Regions from separate parts of the Homo sapiens genome. Here all the other regions are linked to region 2. The links are chromatin loops, found by intact Hi-C in ENCODE. Cell type or tissue: PC-9. All regions are shown on one strand. Region 1 overlaps ERC2 (ELKS/RAB6-interacting/CAST family member 2). Region 2 overlaps ERC2 (ELKS/RAB6-interacting/CAST family member 2). Region 3 overlaps ERC2 (ELKS/RAB6-interacting/CAST family member 2).

What was found. Peaks named below come from ENCODE experiments on the same cell type or tissue, not always from the same donor. Only the 100,000 strongest peaks of a DNase experiment are listed, where the experiment ranks them.
Region 1: it touches region 2 in a loop (8-fold over the local background); 2 of 110 quality-filtered maps call a loop at or near these places.
Region 3: it touches region 2 in a loop (10-fold over the local background); 2 of 110 quality-filtered maps call a loop at or near these places.

What each region holds. Positions count from the first base shown.
Region 1 is chr3:55,565,589-55,573,588 of GRCh38, forward strand. The region is part of intron 17 of ERC2 (ELKS/RAB6-interacting/CAST family member 2); the gene reads right to left. Among named protein-coding and RNA genes, the nearest start is that of ERC2-AS1, 38 kb to the right of the region's middle. RefSeq lists enhancers at 5,431-6,058, 6,059-6,686. In PC-9, no CTCF peak of the experiment used is centred here; a DNase peak (open chromatin) is centred at 3,653; H3K27ac peaks cover 1,703 bases.
Region 2 is chr3:55,501,871-55,509,870 of GRCh38, forward strand. It overlaps ERC2 (ELKS/RAB6-interacting/CAST family member 2), which reads right to left. Exons shown (of 18, transcript NM_015576.3): 18 at 6,441-8,000. It also overlaps a transcript of WNT5A not described here. Among named protein-coding and RNA genes, the nearest start is that of WNT5A-AS1, 18 kb to the left of the region's middle. In PC-9, CTCF peaks have their summits at 3,389 (motif pointing right) and 3,594; DNase peaks (open chromatin) are centred at 3,541 and 4,141; H3K27ac peaks cover 601 bases.
Region 3 is chr3:55,593,576-55,601,575 of GRCh38, forward strand. The region is part of intron 17 of ERC2 (ELKS/RAB6-interacting/CAST family member 2); the gene reads right to left. Among named protein-coding and RNA genes, the nearest start is that of ERC2-AS1, 10 kb to the right of the region's middle. In PC-9, no CTCF peak of the experiment used is centred here; a DNase peak (open chromatin) is centred at 4,236; H3K4me3 peaks cover 3,125 bases; H3K27ac peaks cover 5,579 bases.

The sequences.
Region 1 (8,000 bases), 64 kb after region 2:
ACTCAGAAAAAAAAAAAGTGCTAAACTTTATTAAACATCATAAAAAAAATGTGATGGCCTAGATCCATGTAGGCTCACTTGGGTTAGAGTGCCCAGGCTTGGCCGTAAGTCACTCTTTGGCAACCAAAACCACATGAAACATCGTGTTGAAAACTTGCTAAATCATTTGTCACTCAAAGGCTTTTAAAATAAAATACTTTCAGAAATAATCATTTGATTTCAGACTCTGAACTGCAGGCTGCCCTGAGATGGATGTAAATACTCTGTCTGCACAGGCACATTCAATAGCAACTGAAAGCAGGGCGAGTCAAAAGTCTTTTGCTGCTAAGTTTCAAATCCAAAACTACACTTCTCTCAAATTCCAAATTTCTTCTTCCTTATATCTCAAATGAAATTGTTGCACCCAGCAAGGAGGCAGAGTGGTCTCTTAGCTTGGGGGGAAATGTCTTAGCCACTGAGTATTCTGGCTCTGGATGGAGTAGCTTGACTTTCACTCTATGATGGACTCCATTCATTGAACTTCCTATGGTATATCAAGAGCATCTACTTGGTCCTAACAGTGTGAGTTCAAATCCTGGTTTCACCACTTACCAATTGTGGGACTTTGAGCAAACCCATAATGTCCTATCTGCGATTGTATAGGTACATGAAGAATTAAATCCATTCATTCATTCACCATGAAAAATGTTTTTACACACGTACTAAGTGCCAGGTACTATTTGATGCGCAAGGAACAAAGTAGGCAAATAGCCTGCATGTATCAGGCCTGGTGCAAAGTAATTATTCAATGAATGCTTGCTGTTACTATGCTGGTAATTCTATTTATTTATTTATTTATTTATTTATTTATTTATGATGGAGTCTCGCTCTGTTGCCCAGGTTGAACAGGTTGGAGTGCAATGGTACAATCTCCACTCACTGCTACCTCCACCTCCTGGGTTTAAGGGATTCTCCTATCTCAGCCTTCTGAGTAGCTGAGATTACAGGTCTGTGCCACCACCCCTGTTTAAGTTTTGTATTTTTGTAGAAACAAGGTTTCACCATGTTGGCCAGGTTAAATTCCTGACCTCAAGTGATCCACTCGCCTCAGCCTCCCAAAGTGCTGGGATTACAGGCATGAGCCACCGTGCAACAGATTGTTGTTCTATTACCCAGGCTGGAGTGCAGTGGTGCAATCTTGGCTCACTGAAACCTCTGCCTCCTGGGTTTAAGCAATCCTCTCACCTTAGCCTCCTGAGCAGTTAGGATTACAGGTGTATGTCACCATGCCCAGCTAATTGTTTTGTATTTTTAGTAGAGACAAGGTTTCACCATGCTGGCCAGGCTAGTCTGGAACTCCTGACATCAAGTGATCTGCCTGCCTTGGCCTCCCAAAGTGTTGGGATTACAGGCATAAGCCACTGTGCCTGACCGATAATTAATTTTCAAAATGTATATATATATATATCAGACCATATTCCAAGTGCTGGAAATCCAGAGCGAAATAAGAGAAGACCATATTCTCATAGTACTTGCATATGGAGGGGAGGGCAGGCAATATACAAATATGCAAACAAGATCCTTCCCTATGGTTTATTGCCATGAAAGCAACTAGCCAGGGTTATGTGATGGCAAGCAATCAATGATGGAGTGGTGAGGAGAGTTGTGAGTTGGAGAAACTGCTTGAACCACCATGTGACAATCTGGAGGTAAGCACTCCAGGCAGAGCAATAGACCTGCGCAAAGGCCCTGAGGCCAGAATGTTGGGAAAGAGACAGGAGGCCAGTTAAACAAAGGGAAGAGTGAAATAAGGCAAGGTTGGAAAGGTGGGTAGGTACCTTATGGGACATGGAAGTCCTCATAAGTCATTTGGATTGCATCCAAATAAAATGAGATTCCACTGGAGGGTTTTTAGGGAGAGCTTGATCTGATTTTCATTTCAAAAACTGGTCCTTCTGAGCGTATAGAGACTACGGTGGAAGCAGGACTCAGCTGGGAGGTGATGGTGGCCTGGAGTGGGTGGTGAATGGTGAGATGGTAAGAAAGGGACAGTGGTGAGGCTGACAGGAGGTGAGAGAGGAGGGAGAGGTGAGGATGATGCCAAGGTTTTTCAGGAGGAGGACTGCATCTGGAGTGAGGGTGAGAAGGCACTGAGAAGGAGATTTCCCAGTGGCCAATGGAAGCAGGATCCGGGGCCCTGATCAGGGCTTTAGAGTCATCACCCATGAAGCCAGGGGGAGGGATGAGGTCACCACGGTGATTAGTGAAGTAACAGACAGCAGCCTGGAAAATTTCCTTCCGGCCTTTTCTCTCATAACTGTTTTATCACTATCTGGTGAGTTTCACTCCTGGTGATGGCTTCCCTCTTTGGGCCCTTCTAATCTGTTTCCTTTTAGAAGGTGGCTGTTTTCAGTGGTTTTTCATTTCTTTCTCTGGACTAATTTTATTGCTCATAGGCTTCTCTTCAGCTGCCTTGGCAGGGAGATGCTGTATATTAAAATAGTTATTATTTTATTTTATAGCTCAGTTGAATCTATATTCTGCTCATTACAAGTGTATAGGCCTCACTAGCCAAGTACATTTCATAATGGCAAACTCTTATTGAGACAGAAATCTCATGTTCTCTCAGTGTCTCCCAGGAGGTTGCCCTCTGAATTGTGATGAGTGGTATGTGGGCACGAGGAGCCCACGGGTTGGATCAGTGCTAGTTAAATCATTGCCCTGGTTCAACTTGGCCGGGGACCCATGTGGTCTAAGCTCAGAGTGATGAGGAGGTAGAAGAGGAGTCATCCAGCAAGCAATAGTTAGCAGGCATCTCAAAATTAATATGTCCAAACCTGAGCTCCGGAACATCATCATTTGGCTTCTCCTGTAATCTTCCCCATTCTGGATGGCGGCAGCCTCACTCTTCTGGCTGCTCAGCCCAAAACTCTGGAGCCATCTTTGGCTCCTCTTTCCTTCATGTTCCACATCCAATATTTCAGCAAATACTATTACCTTTCACTTGAAAACCCATCCAAAATCCAACTGCTTCCCTCCATCTCCACTGCCATCACCTTGGTCCAAACCATCAAACGTCTGTTTTCTGTATTACTTCAATAGCCTTCCTGCCTTTGCCCCCATCCTGTTTATTCTCACAGAGAGAAATAGCCAGAGAAATCCCATTCAGATGAAGCCAGCTCAGGACCAACATCTGCCACCATCTTCTGGTGACTTCCCTCCTCGTTCACAGTGAAAGCAAAAGCCTTCACTGTGACCCATGAGACCCTACACAGTCTGACCTGCTCCCCCTCTGACACGTCCCTGACTGCTCTACCTATCCTCGCTCCACTCATGTCACGTGTCATGAACACGTGCTAGGCACAGTCTCACCTCAGGGGCTTTGCATGTGCTCTTCTCACTGCCAGGAAAGCCCCGCCCCTAGATATCACCAAAACTCGCTCCCTCACCTTCTTCAGGCCTTCACTCAAATATGACATTCTCACGGAAGCATTCCCTTGGGCCTATACAAGGAACTTCCAGGTAATGTGGTTGAGGGGGAGGGGCTGCACATTACCTTTGAACCCACTTCAAGGAAATAGCACCAAAACTCTAGAAGTCATCACCCTCAGGGAGAAAGAATGCTTATCTATAAGAAGCCTAGCACACAACAGCTTCCCAACCTATCTGATTAAACAAATACACATGAAGACCGCATTTGGCGGCAAGAAAGGATTAAAAAAAACTCCTCCAAGATTATCTTGGGCTAAATCTGAAGAAGGAATCTGCACTCCTTCCATTCCGATGGCATGTTTAAGTTCAGTGGCTGAAAAATCTGCAGAACCAGTTGGGTCCCTATGCCGAAGGGGCAGGGAAGAGGCATGCGCTGCTCTGCCAATGGGGAGGAAAAAAATTTAACGAGGGCAAGATAAGAGCCAGACGTGTGGAAATATTTCTCTTTGAGGATATTCTTTGTACCAATTACTCTTCAAAGATATCATGTTAGCATTTTTGGCACAACTTGACAATTAAATTAGACGAATCGTTTTCAGTGTTTTTGCATTTGATGTGCCTGAAACTCCTCTTAAGCTAAAATGTTCAGCCTGTCACACACATTTTTTTAAACTTTGGCAAGTCACATCAACACTGATTTCAATTAAGTCAAGAATTTAAAAACATTTCACTACTCATCTTTTTAAAAAATTACATGACATATAATTAATTGGGTTTGATGATCATTTCGTGGTGTCCAAAGTTTGGGGATAGAAAGAAACACAGTCAATAAATTTCTATTTTGGAGATGACTTCATTTCTATTTTTTTTTTTTTTTTTTTTGAGACAGAGTTTATTACTCAGGCTGGAGTGCAGTGGTGCAATCTCAGTTCACTGCAACCTCCACCTCCCGGGTTCAAGCGATTTCTCCTGCCTCAGCCTCCCAAGTAACTGAGATTACAGGTGTGTACCACCATGCCTGGCTAGCTTTTTGTATTTTTAGTAGAGACGGGATTTTATCATGTTGGCCAGGCTGGTCTTGAACTTTTGATCTCAAGTGATCTGCCTGCCTCCGCCTCCCAAAGTGTTGGGATTACAGGTTTGAGTCATCATGCCCGACCCCCCATTTCTTATATTCATTGAGTCTCTCCATTTCTCCCAGGAGCCAATGGGGCTTTAAATCTCCCACCCGTCTCAATTTCATGCTCCAAAATTGGTTCTTGTCCTGGTACTTCTGGTCCCAGCTCAGTCATAGGCAGGGTAGGGCAGCACGAGAGGCTGTGCTGAACGCTGGAAAGGCCCCCAATCACAGCATGGTCACGGTAGGAAGTTCGGCCAGAAGAGAGGCGAAGTCCACATCTTATCTCCATGGTTGGAGTTTTCCTCTTGCTGATGTGACAAAGTAACCTGACGAGATAATGATTTCCAGGTTGGTTCCAAATGGTCTGGGATGAGGTGAGTGCAGAGGGAGGGCCAGGGGGAGCTGCAGCCGGATGATGCATGGGGCTGTTCTGCAGGACATCTCTCCCAGGAGTTCAAAGGGTTCTGACGATATTCTCTAACTCACCACTGGCATGCCCGGGGAAGAACAGATGGTCTGTGGTCAGATAAACCACCTAGACTGGGATGTGATTAGGGTGGTCAAGGAAAATTACAAAACCTTGGAGCTTCCCTTTCCTTCCCCAACTTCTGGCCTCTGCCCTTACACAAGTCTTGTTTTGTTTTGCTTTGTTTTCCTTGCTTTTGACAGGCTCCAATTTTTCATTTTAGTTTAGTCCATTTTGACCAGCATTAATAATGAGAAGTGGGCCGGGCGCAGTGGCTCACGCCTGTAATCCCAGCACTTTGGGAGGCTGAGGCGGGCGGATCACGAGGTCAAGAGATCGAGACCATCCTGGCCAACATGGGGAAACCCTGTCTCTACTAAAAAGATAAAAATTAGCTGGGCATGGTTTGGCGTGCCCCTGTAATACCAGCTACTCAGAAGGCTGAAGCAGGAGAATTGTTTGAACCCAGGAGGTAGAGGTTGCAGTAAGCCGAGATTGTGCCACTGCACTCCAGCCTGGCAACAGAGCGAGACTCCGTCAAAAAAAAAAAAAAAAAAAAAAAAAAAGTAATTCAATGTCTTCTTCCCTACTGGTTAGAAAACTCTATGATGACAAGAATCGGGTCTGTTTTGTGCACAACTGTGCTCCTGACAGCCTAGCTGTAGCAAGTGTGGCTTTTTATTCTGATGCTGTGACATCTGGGGCCTTAGGGACCTGAAGGACACTGCCTCTCCTAGGGCTAGCTAACTCCTAGAGATAGTAAACAATTTTGACTTGGAGCTCACCTTTTATATGCAAACCAATCAATCCAAAGCCCCGACCCCAACCACTTCCTCCCTTCTGGGGCTCTTCTAGGGGTCTCACACTCCAGACCATTATTTCCCTGCCCCAATCACCCTGGGACCAAGCACCAGACAGTGAGGACAACAACTACACCCCAGAGTCCACTGAAATTATTCAAGCTAGTCAGTTCTAAACCTGCTCACCCTGCCTTGCTCGCCTTTCCCACAAAAGCCACAACAAAGGCTCTTGCCCACGTTTTCCCCTGGCTCCCTCTGCTTTCTGACCAAACAGAATAGTCAAATTCTGTGGAGTGTTCAGAAGTGTTTCCTGAGTGGTCCTGCATGATGTGGTGTGCCTTCCCCTCTTGGAATTGTGAGCAACAAATCATCTTTTCAGTGGCCTCACCAGACCTGATTAAAAATAAAACCTACATTCTAAGACACTAGCACAGGGCCTAGCACACAGTAGGTGCTCAATTAATACCTGCAGGGGGTACTGAATGAGTCTTTCCTTAAATGTAAAAGTCCACAAAAACTTCCTGGATACTGTTCCCTCTTGCTTCAGCCTTGTCCTTCCTTACAAGATAATGTGAACACCAGGCCACCTACCTGGGCCGAAATTCAGGTGTTCCCTCTAGACCCAGGGAGTGCAGTTCTTCCTGCCACCCGCAGGGTCTGTGCAGCCCAGGAAGGCAAGACTGACGGCGTTCCTGAGGGAGGTGGCGTTGGGACAGTGAAGGGGCATTTCCTGGCTGCCTGTCATCATGAGGCATTCCAGCTAGCGAGGAAAACAAAGACAGCGGCCAGGGAGCGTCGCCTTTTATGGTTCCATCCTGGCTGCACTTCAGGAGCAGCCCAGAAAGTGGCCTGGGAGACAGGCAGGCTTTGTCACCCACTTCTGTTCACCTCGGTCCCTGGGCCAGCAGCTGGAGAAATGCTTGTGGCCCGGCCAGCTAGAGGCACAGGAACCCAAGGGTGAGAATTTGATGGCAGAGGGAACACCCTTCCTGGCGGTGTGCTTTCCTCAATCCTCAATATCATCTCCCACGAGCACCCATGTAGGCAACAAAAAGAAGGAGCTGAAGCAATTCTATGCTTAAATAACACCAGGGGCCATTTTTTGGACCCTCAGGGGATATCTGGAATCTTCTAGAAAATAACGAATATTTATTGAGCAGTTATTTTACACAAGCTCCTACATGGAGCACTTTGTATTCTTGACAGCCAAGTCTCACAATAATCTTGTCAGCAACCCCATTTTCAGATGGGAACACAGATTCTGACTGGGGCTGGGGGACTTGCCTAAGGTCACATAGTGAAGGGTGGGGCCAGGTGTAAACCCCTGCTATCTAGCTTTCCCTTACCCTGGAGGGCCTCCCTCCAATAGTCAAATTCTGTTAAGTGTTTAAAAGCCTTAGCTGGTGACCTCTAGGGTTCTCAGCTGCTCTCTCATTACAGTGAGGCAGTTGCCCCCAGATGATCCCACTAAGGGGTTTTTTCTACTCTATCACTTTAATTCAGCAATCAACACTTCTAACAACACTTCTAAGTACTGCAGGTCTTCCTCCAGGAGCTCAGAAACCCCAGGGCCTCTGAAACCCCCTTTATATAGAGGCTGTGTGACCTTGAACAAGTTGCTTAACTTCTCTGGGCCTCAGAAAAGAGAACAGGTTTGACCGCAAAACACCAGGCACCTTCCAAGTGTTCTCCACTTATACCACCTCCTTCCCCATCAACAGTCTTGTCTCAAAGTAAATATTTCTGGTATGTTATGGAATGACAGGACATAACACAGAAAGATGTCGGTAAGAAATGGGCTTTGGTATGGAACAGACCAAATCTTACCTCCAATGTTTATTAGCAAAGTATTTAGTTTTCTCTGTGCCTCAGTTCCCTCATCAGTAAAATGGGTATGGATAATAGCAATTGTTTTACGGGGTTATTTGAGAATTGTCTGAGATGATGCATTTAGCATGAAGCCAGGCAACAGCAAGCACTCAATAAATGTTAGCCAGCCATTTGATTGTTGAACTTTAAGATTCACTTTTCTTTTTTTGCATGCCTCTCCATCTGGAGTGATGATGTGAAGAGCAACAGATGCGAGGGGGGCCAGGATAGTGGGGTCTGCAGCAGCAGCACCAAGAGGCAATGTCACAGCTAGTTGGAGGCAGGCCCTGATCAAGGAAAGGCTGGGGTAGGTAGGTGACACACTGGGCCGCTC
Region 2 (8,000 bases):
CTTTCTGTCCACCTGAGTCTTTGGTGATTTAAAATAAATTACTCTGTTATCAATTTTGACTGGTTTGGGGCAAGGTGAGGTTTTGGTGAAATCGTTATTATCAAAAGGAAAATAAGGCCCCATTTAGTTAGATTGGTGGGAGGGCAACAACCCCTTTACAACTAGCCACACGTCATGCTATGAGCTTGTTCTTTAAGAATTCAGTGGCCACTTCTGGATTTGTTGGATTTCAGTTTCTTTGAGCAGCCAAATCAGACTCTTGGAGAAATTCTTCTCCCATGACTTCATAATTTCTGGAAGTACAGGAGATTTGGGACTGGTCACCTTAAGAAATTCCAATTCTGTCTCCTATCACTGCTCAATCTGTTCAATCTTTTTTCGACCCCTTTGGTCTTGTGCTGATGGGGTCAGCTCCTTTCAGAAAACACCAACTGTGACCCATGCCTACTGCAGGAATGCTAGCTTGCTAATGCACAGACATTGTGGGGAAACAATTTTAAAGCTTATCCATTTTCTTTCTTTTTTTCAAAAATCAAACACTTTTTGTGGAATCAAAAGTCAAGACAATTCCTTCCCTGCAACTTAGTTCCACCTTGTTTCTCTCAAGCTAAAAACATAATGTTCAGAAACCAGAACATCAACTAGAGTTTGGGACCCAAATCTGACACCTTGCAAAGAACTATCTTAAGCATTTCCAAATGGAGTTATAATGTCTTGATATTTCCAAAAGTCCTAGTAGGTTTCAGACATGGGATATTTTCATAGAACCCATTAAGCTACTATGTTTGAAGAATGTTGAACAGCATGGCAAAGAATCATGCTGTAAAATCAACTAAGACAGGCATTTTGTATTACAAAAGAAACATTGAAAACCACGGCTACGGATTTTGGACATAGGCAAAGGTACTGAGACCTAATCAACCCATGGCTAATCCTAAAGCCTTAAATTCTTATAGATGTGTGAATATGTAGCATTTGTGTGGGAAAGAGGAAATGGTCCTATTCAAACTGAAGGCTTATGGTGCTTATGCCATACTGGCATTAGGCCTTTTTCTGTTTTTCTAACCAGGCCCACATTTCTTATCACACAAGTTGGGCAGGTCTTTCCTGAATTTTTAAAACCTGGTGTTTTATTGTCCAAAACTCTTGCTCTCAACTTGAGTTCATGTGTCTTGTGGAAGTACAAGTGGTAATTATACAAGTCTTTCCTTCCCTGTCATTGGCAACAGTAACCAGGGAAATTTACAGCCCCCAATATCCAGATCTGGAAACTGGTTATTAAACGTGGTCAAGGAAAACCCTGACGTGGCAAATGGGATCTGAGCAAGGACCAGCTCAGCAGTGGTTCTTGTGAGAGAATGGCTGGGAGTCAGCAATCTTACTTGATTGAACATTTTTATTATTTGTGATTTTATTACTGGTAATAATACCTATCATTTCCATTTGTTCAGGATCTATTATGTGGTTGGCATTGTGTTAAATGACCATTTGATCCTTGTTAAAAAACAAAAACCCAAACCTTCTGGAGTTGTATTACAATTTTAGGATGAGGAAACAAACACAGAGAGACTGAATAACTGGCCAAGGATTACTTATTTGGCATGCTGTGGAGTCAGGATTTTAAGAGACTATAAACCCAGATGCACTCAGGGGTCAGGCAGGTTACACACAAGGGTGAAGTTGGCCAGGTGTAACATTTTAGAGTGAAGTGAGGACAAGAGAAATGGCAAGTATACCCAACACTTCCACAGGCTTGCAGGGCTCCAAGCCTACCACTACTGCACCATCAAAAAATTTTAGCCAGGTGCAGTGGCTCATGCCTATAATCCCAGCACTTTGGGAGGCTGAGATAGGAGGATAGCTTGAGGCCAGGAGTTCAAGACTGGCTTGGGCAATATAGTGAGACCTCAACTCCATAAAATAAAAAAATTAGCTGGGCATGGTAGTGCGTACCAATAGTCCCAGCTACCCAGAAGGCTGACACAGGAGGATTGCTTGAGCCCAGGCGTTGGAGGCTGCAGTGAGCTATGATTGCACTACTGCACTCCAGCTGCAGCAACAGAGCAAGACTCTGTCCCAAACAAACAAACGAACAAAAAACAGGAGTTAGAGAATAAATTTTGGGGCACGGTGGCTCACACCTGTAATTTCAGAACTTTGGGAGGCCAAGACAGGTGGATCACTTGAGGTCAGGAGTTCAAGACAAGCCTGGCCAATATGGAGAAACCCTGTCTCCACTAAAAATACAAAAATTAGCCAGACATGGTGGCACAGGCCTGTAATCTCAGCTACTCGGGTGGCTGAGGCAGGATTGCTTGAGCCTGGGAGGCGGAGGTTGCAGCAAGCCAAGATCATGCCACTGCACTCCAGCCTGAGCGACAGGGTGAGACTCTGTCTCAAAAAAATAAAAATAAAATAAAAAAAGAAAGAAAGAAAAGAAAGAAATTTTTAAGACATAGTGCCTGCCCCCAAAAAACAAAAACAAACAAACAGAAGAAACCCTGAAGCCTACATTTATTCCATAGGCCTTAGTTTTCCAACCCCTGTGATGTGAAACTGGATTAATGCTTGATGGCATTAAAATTTTTTAGGGTAAACCCCTTTTTTTTTTTTTTTGAGAAAAAAAATTGTTGCCCAAGCTGGAGCTCAATGGCGCGATATCGGCTCACCGCAACCTCTGCCCTCCCGGGTTCAAGCGATTCTCCTGCCTCACCCTCCCGAGTAGCTGAGATTACAGGCATGCACCACCATACCCGGCTCATTTTGTATTTTTAGTAGAGACGGGGTTTCTCCATGTTGGTCAGGCTGGTCTCAAACTCCCAACCTCAGGTGATCTGCCCACCTCGGCCTCCCAAATTGCTGGGATTACAGGCGTAAGCCACTGTGCCCGGCCTAGGCTAAACCTTTCAAATAAGATAAAACAGAGAGGTAGAAAAGTACACAAATTGTAAGTATATCACTTGATGAATTTTCACAAACTGAACATGATCATGTAATAAATTTCCAGGTCAAGAATCCCAACTCCTAACCCTATATATTAATTTTGTCTTTTTCTGAGCTTTATATAGATAGAATCACACAGTATGTCCTCTTTTGTACATCTGCTTTCACCCAGTAGGCTGTAAGATTTGTTCCTGTAGCAGCAGGAAGCAATGGTTCCTTCTGAAGAGCTTTTATTCTCAAATCTGGTGCTTGATTTATTCACCCGACATATTAGTTCATTCTAATGCTGCTATAAAGAACTGCCCAAGACTGGGTAATTTATAAAGGAAAGAGGTTTAATTGACTCACAGTTCAGCATGGCTCAGGAGGCCTCAGGAAACTTACTATCATGGTGGTAGGCAAAGGGGAAGCAAGGCACTTTCTTCACAAGGTGGCAGCAGGGAGAAGTGCAAGCAGGGGAAATGCCAGAGGCTTATAAAATCATCAGATCTCGTGAGAACTCACTATCATGAGAACAGCATGGGGGAAACCGCCCCACTGATCCGGTCACCTTCCACCAGATCCCTCCCGCGACATGTGGGGATTATGGGAACTACGGTTCAAGATGACATTTGGGTGGGAACATAGCCAAACCACTATCACCTGAGTATCTTATACCTATGCAAGGAAGGAGGAAGACTTCCTTCTCTGAATGTACATTCTAAAAATGAAAACAAGCGGCTCTAGGACTTTGTTAGAGTTGTGGAAGAGTTTTGCTATTAAAATGTGTTTTCTCATGAATTGCCTTGTTCTGTCCACTCACATCCCATATCAGGTAGTTGGGAGCTATGTTGTTCCCACTGATTATATTCAAAAACAGAGGTCACATGCAGTTACGTGACTGTATGCTTTTCCCAAGCACAGGTGTCGCAAAATGGTTAGACAACTGAGATTTTAGTTGAGGTATATTGATTACCAATCTGATGCTATTGTCACCTGAACACACACCCCTTAGCATGGTACCCAAGGCCCTCTCCCACCTCAGGGTTGGGGGGGATCTGTTCAGTCCTCTGTCACTCGGTGCTCCATCTGCAACCCCAAGGATGTTCAGGGATGCCTGTGAGGTGAGCTGGGCTGGTGCCCAGAGACTGAGGGCTTGGAAGAAATCCAAGAGGCCCGAGGGTAGCAAGGTTAAATACAGTGCACTGAGCTTTATCTAGGCTCTCCTTTTCCTTGTGTCTTGATTTCCCGTGGGAGCCACAGCCTTTCTGTGTGGTAGTCCATTCTCTTGTACTATTGGTTAACTATGGAAGTCAGTGATGAAGCCACCAGCCTCTTCAGGCCCTGTGTGCCATGTGGCCACGTTAGAGACCAAATGCATCCCAGAAACACTAAGTGGGATCTGAACCTCAGCCCCTAATGTCTCACTGGTCTGACCTGTGAGATACCTCAATACCTGCCCTAAGCAGAAGAGCCTGCTGGGCACTGGGTTCAAAGCCTGGCTCCACCACTTACTATCTGGGGGACCCTGGATGAGGTACGTAAACTCTGTAGGCCTTCTTTTCCTTGTCTGTAAAGTGAGGTCAATGATAGTGCCTGCCTCAAGGGATTCCTATGAGGATAAGAGTTCATGTAAGCAAAGCCTTTAGCACAACACTGGCATCAAATATACAATCTGGAATTGCATGCTGCTTCTGGTCATCTCTGTGGTGCTCCATTTCCTTCACTGTAAAATGTGGGTCATGACAGTATCTACCTCGTGGGACTGTTGTCAGGAATAAACAGAGTCTATCCACCTAAGTCCTTAGCATTGTGGCCAGGTTCTTAGCGAATGCTCAATAATGTTCAGTTATTTATTAGTAGTATGATTATTATTACAGATCAGTAATTCTATGAATTAGGATGTCTCTCCAATCTTTTGTAATGGCAGTCCACAGATATCAGATGCAGTCAAACCTCCAGAGTACCAAACTTAAGTCTATGTGCTTCCATGGAGCTAAAGGTACAGATGAACCTGCAGTTGGAGTCCAGCAGTGTGTCAGCCTGGTACCCTTCTTACCAAAAAGACCAACTTGTGGGTAAAGAAGCAAAGGTTCCATGTGGCCAGATGGGTTTACGTAGCCAGGCCTGAATGCCAGCTGCTGCTTCAGGAAATTCTAGGAGGCAAGAAATTCTTGTCCAGCAAGAAGTTCTCTTTCTATAAAAAGGCAACAGAATGGAAAGGGCCAACAACTTTGCACGTCCCCCCAAAAGTACCCAACTTTGAGGGAAGGTCACATGTGGTGGCTTTGAGCCCAGAAATGTTTCTTTGAGTACAGAAACAAAATGATATTTCCCCCATGTTGTTAAGGGGCAGCTGGAGGGAGGTTTTGTTCCTTCCTCTCCTTCTCAAAGAGCTTCAGGGACACATCTTCCTGTTTCAAGAGCTCTGAGGACAGTCTTGGTTTGCCATGAACTTACCATGTATGTGTGGATCAGTCACTTCTGACTTGGCCTCAGTTTCTCCATCTGGTAAAATGAAGATGTTGGATTACATGACATCTAACATACTTTCTAGCTCTGACAATCAATTACTCAGTGATTTCAGCCATGGTAAGAATTGGAAATTCATCCCCTGGCATATAAATCAAACCATTAAAGGAACCAGGGGCTGGTTCTGCAGGCTAAAAAAGGACAGCTAGCAATGAGGTTCTTCACTGATCCACAGACACGCTGTGAAGGCTGGTGAGCCCTTGCATGGACGATTGTGTGTGTATCCAAGTGGTGGCAGGGCTAGCTAGTATTTTTGCCTGCCTAGCTTTCTTGTCCCTCTCTTCTAGAATAGAATCCATTTTCCCTTGTTGGAAACTGCTCCCCCCACCCCCACCAGTGAGGCTGTCAACCACATGGCCTTGAAAAAGGTAATTGTTTGCATGATCCAAAAAAGAATCACCAAGTGTCCCTTTAGGGGACAGATGTAGATGTAGCTCAGAGAGTTAGTCTCTCCTCTAAAAATCAAAAGTACTCAAAGCTGTTGGAAGTCATCTTTACAACCAAGTGGAGAGAGCTTACCAGAGTCCAAAGCCAACCCAATAGAAAGTGCAGAGGGAAACAGGGAGAGAAGAAGGAGGGGAAAGGGAGAAGAAGGGGAGAGGGAGGGAGAGACAAGAAAAGGGAGAAAGAAAAAGGGAAGAGACAAAAGATGAGAAGGAGGAAGAGAGGGAGGGATCAGGAGAGACAGAGGAAGAGATTGAGAGAGTGAGAAAGAGAAAGGTAAAAAGAGAAAGGAAAGAAGAAAGGAAGAAGGGAGACAATGACAGTAACTTAAATTTCCTAATGTGAACTTCTGATTTTCTAATTTGAACCTCTAGATCCAGTTGTACATAAAGGAAGACTTACGTCTTTGCCTTTCCAGTTAAATGAGCCAATGACTTCCCTTTTTACTTAAGTCCATAGGGTTCTTCAAATGGGGATCCATGACCCTCAAAATGTTAGAAACTGCACAATTGGAGCATTTATTAGAGATAGAATGAACTCACTTCAGAAAGAAACAAGGTTTATTTGATGAATATAAATAAGGCGATCAGCACAAAGTACTTCTCATACACATGACAACAAATTTATGAACTGTACATACCTTGTACATTGTTCTACTAGACACGAGGTTACAATGACTGGCTAATACATGCCCACTGGTAGTTTCCAGGGTTCCTTAGTTTTATTTATTTATTTTTCATATCGATGTCCATAATCACATGGTCAATATCACAACCCACATGCCACTCACTTGAAGAAATATTACAAGAAGCACTATCAAACGAGGGTCTCGGGGAATTAGATACACTGACCCTGGGCAGCATTCAATCGCCACTCTACACAAAAACATTGCAGATAGAGCTTACGTCAACACATCTGAGGTCTCGTCATAAACACTGTTTAAAAAGTAAATTGAAACCCACTTTCAAATGAAAGTTGACACGCTGTTAACGTGCATACTGGATACACAAAAATCATTAAATACAAAATTGAGACTGTACATCGAAATCAAATGGGGTATAAAGCACAAGCCTGCTTTTGCACAAAGTAAGACCAACTTCTCCTAAATGTTAGCCCAAACTTCTTTTTTCAACTATGTTATGATTAGAAGAAAACCTGTTAAAGTTTGCGCAAAGGAAATAGCTTCCCAACATCACAGTGTTTGTTGTAAACCCAGAGACTATTCTTAATATGTGAAAAAGGGATATTTTTGGTAACCCCCAAACATCAGAGAATATTACACGAAATGGGAAAGGTTGTTATGTTAGAGAGAATTTAATTTTTAAGGGACTAAATTATACGACCTCATAAAGGTAAGATCAGTAATATTTTAACCAATGAAAGTTGGGCAGAAAATGATCCCTCCAAACAAGAGCTGTGACAAAATTGGCACATACATAGAAATAGCTAGCTATACATGGGTTGGTTTTTTTTTTCTGTTTCAAGGACCCTATTTTCCCTACTGGATTTCCTACTTCCTACTTCAAGTATTCAGTTGCAGAGTTCAGGTCAAGACCTGGTTGTAGGAGGCAGTGAGAACCACTTCTTTGAGGACATCCAAACTGTTCACTGGGACACATTTGTGGCCTGGGTTTTCAGTGCAACATTGTGTCAAAATGTGCTAAATAAGCTTGCAAAGAACTCTGCTTACTTCTCTAACCAAGACCTAGATCCCTCTGATAGTTAAAGGACAAACTTTTAAAACATGAATGCATTTGGATTGTTTATGCAACACATAAGCATTACATAGTTTGTTATACTTACTGATGACAAGAACAAAGCCAGAAGCAAGAAACCTGCTTGAGTATCTTAACCGCGAATGCACCAAGAAAGAATGGTGCAACTCAGGGACGGTTTCATCTTCCCCGACAAATAAGGTGTTTGTCTTTTAAATATCTCTATGGCTCACAAGAGAGGTCCAGAGTTAATTGCACCAACATTTTAAAAAGTAATAATAATGACTAAATTCAATGCAAGACTTCAGGGACATCTGTTTAGAATCCTTTCCACAGCAGCAAAGAAAGACAACTATATTTATTAAGGCCACTCATGCTTAAATTCAC
Region 3 (8,000 bases), 92 kb after region 2:
GAGAAAGTCAAGTCCATTTAGCATGTGCCTCACTGATGACACCTTTCCTCCCCTAGTAATATCCCTGTCTCCCCACTTTTCCACTTGGTGGTGGGGCAGGTACTTTTATGGGCCAATGAATTCCTCCTTATACTTCTCCCATTTCCTCCAGGGCCAAATATCTGAATCCTCTTGCTTTTGTATCTGAAGACTCAACCTCTTCTGGCTCCCTCCTCTTGGTCCACAAAGAGGCCCCATTCTCCCCTGTCTAAAAACTCTTTCTACTCTGGAGCCACCTCTTTCTCATTCCTCCATGTCTGTGGCCTTCACCCCTTCTTCTCTCAAGTATTCCTCGACTCTCCATCTTTTACCATCACAGTGATACTGTGTCAGATGCCAGCATTGACCCTTCAGTGCCAGAAGTTACGGTCCTGCCCAGCCTTCTTCATCCTCACCCTCACTTTCATGCTCAAAGCAGTGACCTTCCTCCTGTGCCTGGAACTGTCTCCCTCTTTTACTTCTGTGACACAACACTCAGATTTTTCCCCACCCTTGCTGTTGGCACCTTTTTTCCTCCTGTATTGTCTTCTTTGAGTTCCTTACTTATATATGCAAATGACTACAGAAAGAAGAGTTGGTAAAGAGATGGCAGATACATGTTCAAGGAAAGACAGAAGAACATCAAAGTGTGCGGTGTCCTAAAGTATCTTTAGGATGGAGATAGATGGCAACAGGATTACATGACTCAGAATAACACTGTTTAACTTTTTAGAAGACAAATCTAGGCCTGAAAACACAATTGCCTGAATGAACTGGGCTTTTGTGGTTTGCTGCCTATAACAGAATTTTGCTAAGAAAGAATCTCCTAGTGGCTGAAAGTGCCCAAATAGAAACTGGGAGATTATAGAGCAGGTAGTTTTATTGTTATTATTATTATTATTATTTGAGATGGAGTCTTGATCTGTCACCCAGGATGGAGTATAGTGGCGCGATTTTGACTCACTGCAACCTCCGCACCCTGGGTTCATGTGATTCTCCTGTCTCAGCCTCCCAAGTAGCTGGGACTACAGGCATTGTGCCACCACACATGGTTAATTTTTTGCATTTTTAGTAGAGATGGGGTTTTACCATTTTGGCCGAGCTGGTCTCAAACTCCTTACCTCAGGCGTTCCACTGACCTTGGCCTCCTAAAGTGCTAGGATTACAGGCATGAGCCACTGCGCCTGGCCAGTCAGGTAGTTACAGATAACTCTGCTTCTTCTTGAGTTCTTTGATTACATGATAACCTTTCTCAGTCTTTTTCAAAACCCCAACTGTCACCACCACCAGCATTATCCTCATCACCATCACCATCAACACTCTTACCACTACCCTCCCCCCACCATAATCATCCTCATCTTCACCACCATAATTCCCACCACTACCTTCATCATCACTGTCAAATGCCATTGAATGGTCCCCTACTAAGAACCAGGTTCTGTGCTGAGCCCTTCATATATATTCTCTCTCTTCATGTTCATATCAACTCTGAAAAGTCAGTTTATAATTTCAGTTTTATAGATGAGAAAACCAAAACTCAGAAAGGTTCATTAACTTGCTTAGAAGGACCCAGCAGTTTAAAATGTGTTCCCTACTAATATACACAAGAGAGTTTATTAATCCAAAATCAAGATATCTGTTTAAATGTCAACCAAAAGATTGAGGTAAAAAAGACATTGATATGACTTGCTTATCTTTAACAGGAGACACTGAAACTAAATAGTGGTTTAATAGCTTCTCCTCAGCATTCTGTCTCCTAATGGACTTTGCAGGACTATTTTAGGTTGAAATTTTTCCTGTCCAGTACCAAAGCTCTTCAAAGATTCTATTCCCATCCCTTACCCTTTTGGGAGACGGTCAGGGAGAGAGAGGGAGGTGTAAAATCCCTCTTACAAATCCTTTTCCAAAAATCTTTGGCTGAACAAAGACTTTCCCATTTAAGAGCAGGTGACAGAAAGATTTCTCCCATAGGCAGCGCATTAAGGCTCTCTGCAGAAGTAAACAAATCTGTTATGATGAAAGCCGGACATTCCTCAGAGCCAGGATCTAATGAAAATGTCAGTGTTTTATGCAGTTTAAAAACTGACAATTCAACAGTTTTACAGGAGCTATTTAATGTTTATCATCACTTACAAGGGCTCAAATGCAGACAAAGGGAAGGGCAACTAAAGAAACCAAGTGGATCTTTGCTTGGAAGCCGCCATGTTATCTATAAACCATGAGAGTATGGCAGTTTATAAATTACCAGGCAGCCTCAGGCAATAAAGTGTAGGTCTTAGCAAATGAAAGTTGGAAATCCACACTCCAAGATACAATCATCATAGTGACCATGCTCTGCACTTTCATTTACACCTCACCCCATTAAAGACCCAACCACTGGGGAGTGAGGATACTAGAGAAAGCCCTTAAACTAACCTAAGGTGATCCATTAAAAGCTTCTGAGTTCTTGCCAAATTGTGCTTTAGATACTATCAAAACCACTAAGAACAGAGAAATAGAATATGTAACTCCCAAACCAGTAGGGGGAAAATAGAAATAAAGAAAGCACAGTCAATTCAAATAGGACATTAAAGGAGAGGAGGGGAAAAAAGGAGAAGGGAACAAAAGAACCATAATAAGAGAACATGCGAAATAAGAAGAGTAGGTCCAAATAGATTAGTTACAATAAATACAAATAGCTTAAATTCACCCATTAAAAGACAGAGATGCTGGGTGTGATTGCTCACATCTATAATCCCAGCACTTTGGGAAGCAGAGGCAGGAGGATTGCTTGAGCCCAGGAGTTCAAGACCAGCCTGGGCAACATAGTGAGACCCCATCTCTACAGAAAACAAAATTAGCTTGGCATGGTGACATATGCCTGTGGTCCCAGCAACTTGGGAGGCTGAGGTTAGAGGATCACTTGAGCCCAGGAGTTCAAGGTTACAGCGAGCTGTGATTATGCCATGCACTCCAGCCAGGGTTATTGAGCAAGATCCTGTCTCTGAAAATAAAATAAAGTCAGTAAAAAAATTAAATCTAGTTTTATGTTGCTTTTAAAATGGAAAATGGACCAGTGACACACAAAGGCTAAAAATAAAAGGTTGGAAGAAATATGCACTTGCACACAGGAACAGAAATGTAAAGGCAAGAGCATTAGTACAGATGAAGAAGATTATTAATGAAAGATAAGAACAACCTACCAGGAGCTATAACATTAGATGATGACATTTTATACAATTAAAAGTATATCCTAGATAGAGAGAAAACAAAAAATGACTGAATCCATAATGATTATGAGGATTTTAATGCTTATCTCTCAGAAACTGAGCAGTTACCAGCTAAAACATTAATAGAGATTTAGAAGATTTATTAGATAACTTATAAGCTTCATCTAAAGAATATACAAAGAACATGCACCCAAAGAGAGAATTCTCTTCAAGTACATATGAAATATTTATAAAAAAATTGAACATGTGCTTGGTTACTTAGAAATCTGAATAAAATACAAGAAGCATTATTATGTACTTGATATCTGCACTTCTGTGTTAAAAGAAGAATGATTTGGCCGGGCGCGGTGGCTCACGCCTGTAATCCCAGCACTTTGGGAGGCCGAGGTGGGCGGATCACGAGGTCAGGAGATCGAGACCATCCTGACTAACATGGTGAAACCCCATCTCTACAAAAAATACAAAAAATTAGCCGGGTGTGGTGGCAGGTGCCTATAGTTCCAGCCACTTGAGAGGCTGAGGCAGGAGAACGGCATGAACCCAGGAGGTGGAGCTTGCAGTGAGCCCAGACCGCGCCACTGCACTCCAGCCTGGGTGACAGAGTGAGACTCCAACTCAAAAAAAAAAAAAAAATGATTTTAGAACCTTACACATCAAGGCCAATCCACCCAGTTTCCACCCAGCCTAGAAAATAGTCCTCATTTTCTGAGGCTTGTCTTGGTGTTACCTCCTCAGAAAAATCTTCTCGGGTCACCTTAAGTCCGGTAGTTCTTCTCATTCCCAGTGACTCCTTAATAACTCTACTGTACTTTTCTTCATGCAACTTACTAGTTTCTGAAGTCATCCTATTTGTTACTAGTTCACTGCCTTCCTGGCCCCACCCTTTGAAATATAATGTATTTGCAACATCTAGCTCCTGGAATGGAGCCTGGAACAGAGTAGGCATCAATGAACATGTGCTGATGAAAGCCTGACTTGGCACCCTACAGTGACCCTAGCCCTTCATAGAGATATAGACCTTGCCCCTAGAATAGATCACATTACATCAGGATTACTTGTGTTACAATCTCAGTAAGAGTTAGTGAGTTTGTCATCATATCCACTTACATAATAGACGGTAAATAAATGACTAAACTATGTCCTTCCCCATGCACCAAAAGAAGCCACACCTTGGGAAGCCACATCGCCTGCTTACAGCCACATCTTGCTAACGACAGAGCCTGATTTCTGACTGCGAGCATTACTCTGCTCCTCCACATGGCCTCCATGTCCCCTGCAACACAACCTATTATGCGTGGAGGCTGCAAGGACAGAGAAGACAACTTGCAAATGTCTTTTTCAGCAAATTCAGTGTTTCTGTTACTATTATATAGATACTAGCTTTTGCCAAATCTATTAAAATTGACTCAAATTATCATTTCTTATAATAACTGCATGTCTGCATAAGGACTGCATTGTCCAATTAAAGAAACAAAGAAAATAATAGTTCATTGACTCAAAATCAGCTGTGTGGCCATATTATCAGCCCAATAGTTAAAGAAGGAGGAATCACTGTGTGACCTTGGACAAGTTGCTTAATGGCTGAATTCTCAAGTTTCCACATCCATGAAATGCTCATAACATTAGTGCTGACTATGCAGGCTGCTATGAAGACTAATTAGATTACTCCATTAAAGCACTGAACATAGTACATGTGTCCCAATGAGCTCGATAAATGTCACTAGCATTTCAGACACCTGCATAGTCAACTTGATTCTTTTGCACTGCTTTGCAAGCTTTGCTCGAGAAACTGGTTTTTGATCACCTGCCTTCCATAGCCCTTCCAGAGATGCACCACTGTTATGGAATGAATCTTAATGTTCCTTTGAATCTGATTAAATCCATTCCTCCCTGTTACAGTGGACCTAGAAAAATCCTGGCCAATGCCAGATGTATTTGTTGGATGGCCTTTTTACCGAAGATTTCAGGAAGATGGGGCTGCTGTAGGGGCAGTCAAGATCACAGCATTGATTAACAAAGGGGCAGATTGTCTGGGGAACATTCTTCTTTGACCTAACCCTTCTTCCTCAGAAGGAGCTATGCTAGAATAGAAAGTTTCCACCACAGACATCTGCTTGCCAGATCTGTCCCAACACTGTAGCCACTGGTGAGAGCCATCAGGCAGTACAGATTTTCCCTTGGATTGGCAGCTACTTGAAGAAGGGCACAAGTAGGCTTCAAATTTATCATGGAAGACAGGAGCAGTACAATTTTGGCAAGGACTCCCTTCAAACATCAAAAACTTTTGCAGACTCCTCCACCTAAGTGTAATTTTATTTCTCTTCAAATAAATGGCTGTTGAATAAATGACTAATAACTATAACCTCCCCTGTGTGCCAGAAGAAGCCTGACACCTTGGGAAGCCACGTTGCCTGCTTACAGCCACATCTTGCTATGGACTGAGCCTGATTCCTGACTGTAAGCACTACTCTGCTCCTCCACGTCCCCTGCAACACATCCTATGAAGCATGGAGACTGCAAAGGAAGACAGAGAAGACAACTTGATACCTGATGATCGACAGCTACTAGGAATTCAGTAATGTTCTGAAATGCTAATGTATTTAAATTAAGTAATGTTTTTAAATTTTAGAACTCATAATAGTGTCTATGCACACACCAGAGAAATTATCACACATGTATTTATGAGGCATTCTATTCTGGATCATGGTTCATTATGTGTGTGTGTTTGTGTTTTTGCAGATTTGAGGACTCCCAAAGGTCCTTAGTCCACAGATAAGGAGATAAGTCATGGAAAATGTAGAACTTGTTCCTTTTAAACTGGAGTTTTTAAACTTCAGCACTAAATCAATAGTGCTATGCTATAGAAAAGGAAGAGTGACTACAGTCATCTATAGTAAGAAATTCTCAGTTGGAATATTCATGCTCAATATGTGTAACATTTTGATCAGGTTGAAGATAATGACAATTTTTTCTACCAAATTATTTATTTTCACCTCAAGGTTGATCTTTAAAATTGAGTCTTGTGGATGAATAACGCCTTGGACTGGTAGAAGATCCAAGTTCTACTTTCATTTTCACCAGGAACTAACAACATAACCTTTGACAAATCATATCGCTCTCTGGGCCTCAGTTTCCTATCAGTGAAAAAGCTCATGTGAGGCACCGAGGCAGAAGACTATAGACAGGACAGAAAATGGAAGGGAATTGACCACCCAGCAAAAATGCAGTAATGGAATCAAAGCCAGCATTAGAAGTAGCAAGGAGCTGAATCACTGCTCTAGAAAATATCATCAGAAAAATAGGCTGTAATCTTGTGAAGTTATCCCAGAATATAGAGATGTAATCTGTAAGGGACAACATGATAGATATGGGAATTACATAGTGAGAACCTGAGGATAATAGATGCTCTAGAAAAAAAGACCAAAAACTAAGAAAGGGAGCAATAAATTAATGCAATGAAACACATATATGGCAGGTTAAAAGGGCTTACCAGAAAAATGTAAAAGAGGTAAGCAGTAGAAATAATCTGGCACAATTGTTGACTTGTTGATGTAAAGAAAAAACAATCTATAAGGATCTGGAAAGAAAATAACAGGCTGTCTTTAAGAGCACACATCAAGATGGGCCTCAAGAAGTACCCACCCATAGAAGTACCTCTCTGTCATCGTGCAGAAGATGGGGGAAACATTCACGTCTGCCATCTTCTCCCCACCACTCAAGTCCCATTTTTTGTTGATTTATTTGGATTTTCAGATCAAGACATTATTTCTGGTTTTTGCATTATACCCCTTTGAAAAGCCTCTTTTGACATGTGTGCTCTTCACTGATTCCAGTATATGACAGTGGCTTGTGATGCTCAACACCAATTCAGGAAGAGGAATAGAAGCCTAGAAGAGTGCTGTTGGGGGCAGAACACTTGTCCCAGAGAGCAGGGGAGCTCTGCACAAGCTTCAGTGCAGGCCTTTGGAAGTTGTCTGTGTGGACACGGCCTCTGCGCCTCACCTAGAGCCATTAAGTCAGAATCCCTAATGCAGTGCCTGGGCAAGTACCCACGTGGTTCTTATTGGCAGCCTGGGTGATGAGCTGCTGATGTCGCTCCTACTGGCCCTGCCATGTGGCATCTGGATGAGGAGCTGGGGAGGCAAATCTGGGCATCATTAATACCTGCTGCTGGCCATGGCAAGCTCGCCACAGGCCCTCTTCTGCAGTGCCAAAGCAGGTTCGCACACCATGCGGACGGGGGCTGGGGGTAACACAAACGAAGGAAGTGAGGCAGATGTGAGGAAGGCCACATTGGTGACCAGTAAACTGGAGAGGGCTGGCTGGACAAAGGAGATTGCTGGGGCAATCTCGTGGGAATATAGCTCGCTATAACCAGATCATCTGTTTTTTTCCAAAAACCCAGAAAGCCAGAATCGTATATTATATTTTCCGGTTTTTGGAACACTCTGAGCCAAACAAAATGCCATCTAGGCAGAACTGGCTTATAAGCTCCATATGTGACTCCAGGCTTAAATTCTTCATGTCCACAGAAATTGCCCTTTTATTTTAATCAAAAAAGTCCTCCTCAGAAACAGGTCAGGCCTTTCTCAGCAAGTAGAAACCTAGGTGCTCCAAATGACTATCTTCATTAATTTGTTAATTGTTTAAAAAGCTACTCAGACTGCCCTGAAGTTCAGCTGCTCCCTGTCATTTCACATTCACACTGGTTGTGTGCAAACAACCAGCGAGCTGTCCTTCGGCACTGTAAAATGCCACGAGTCCAGGAAACAA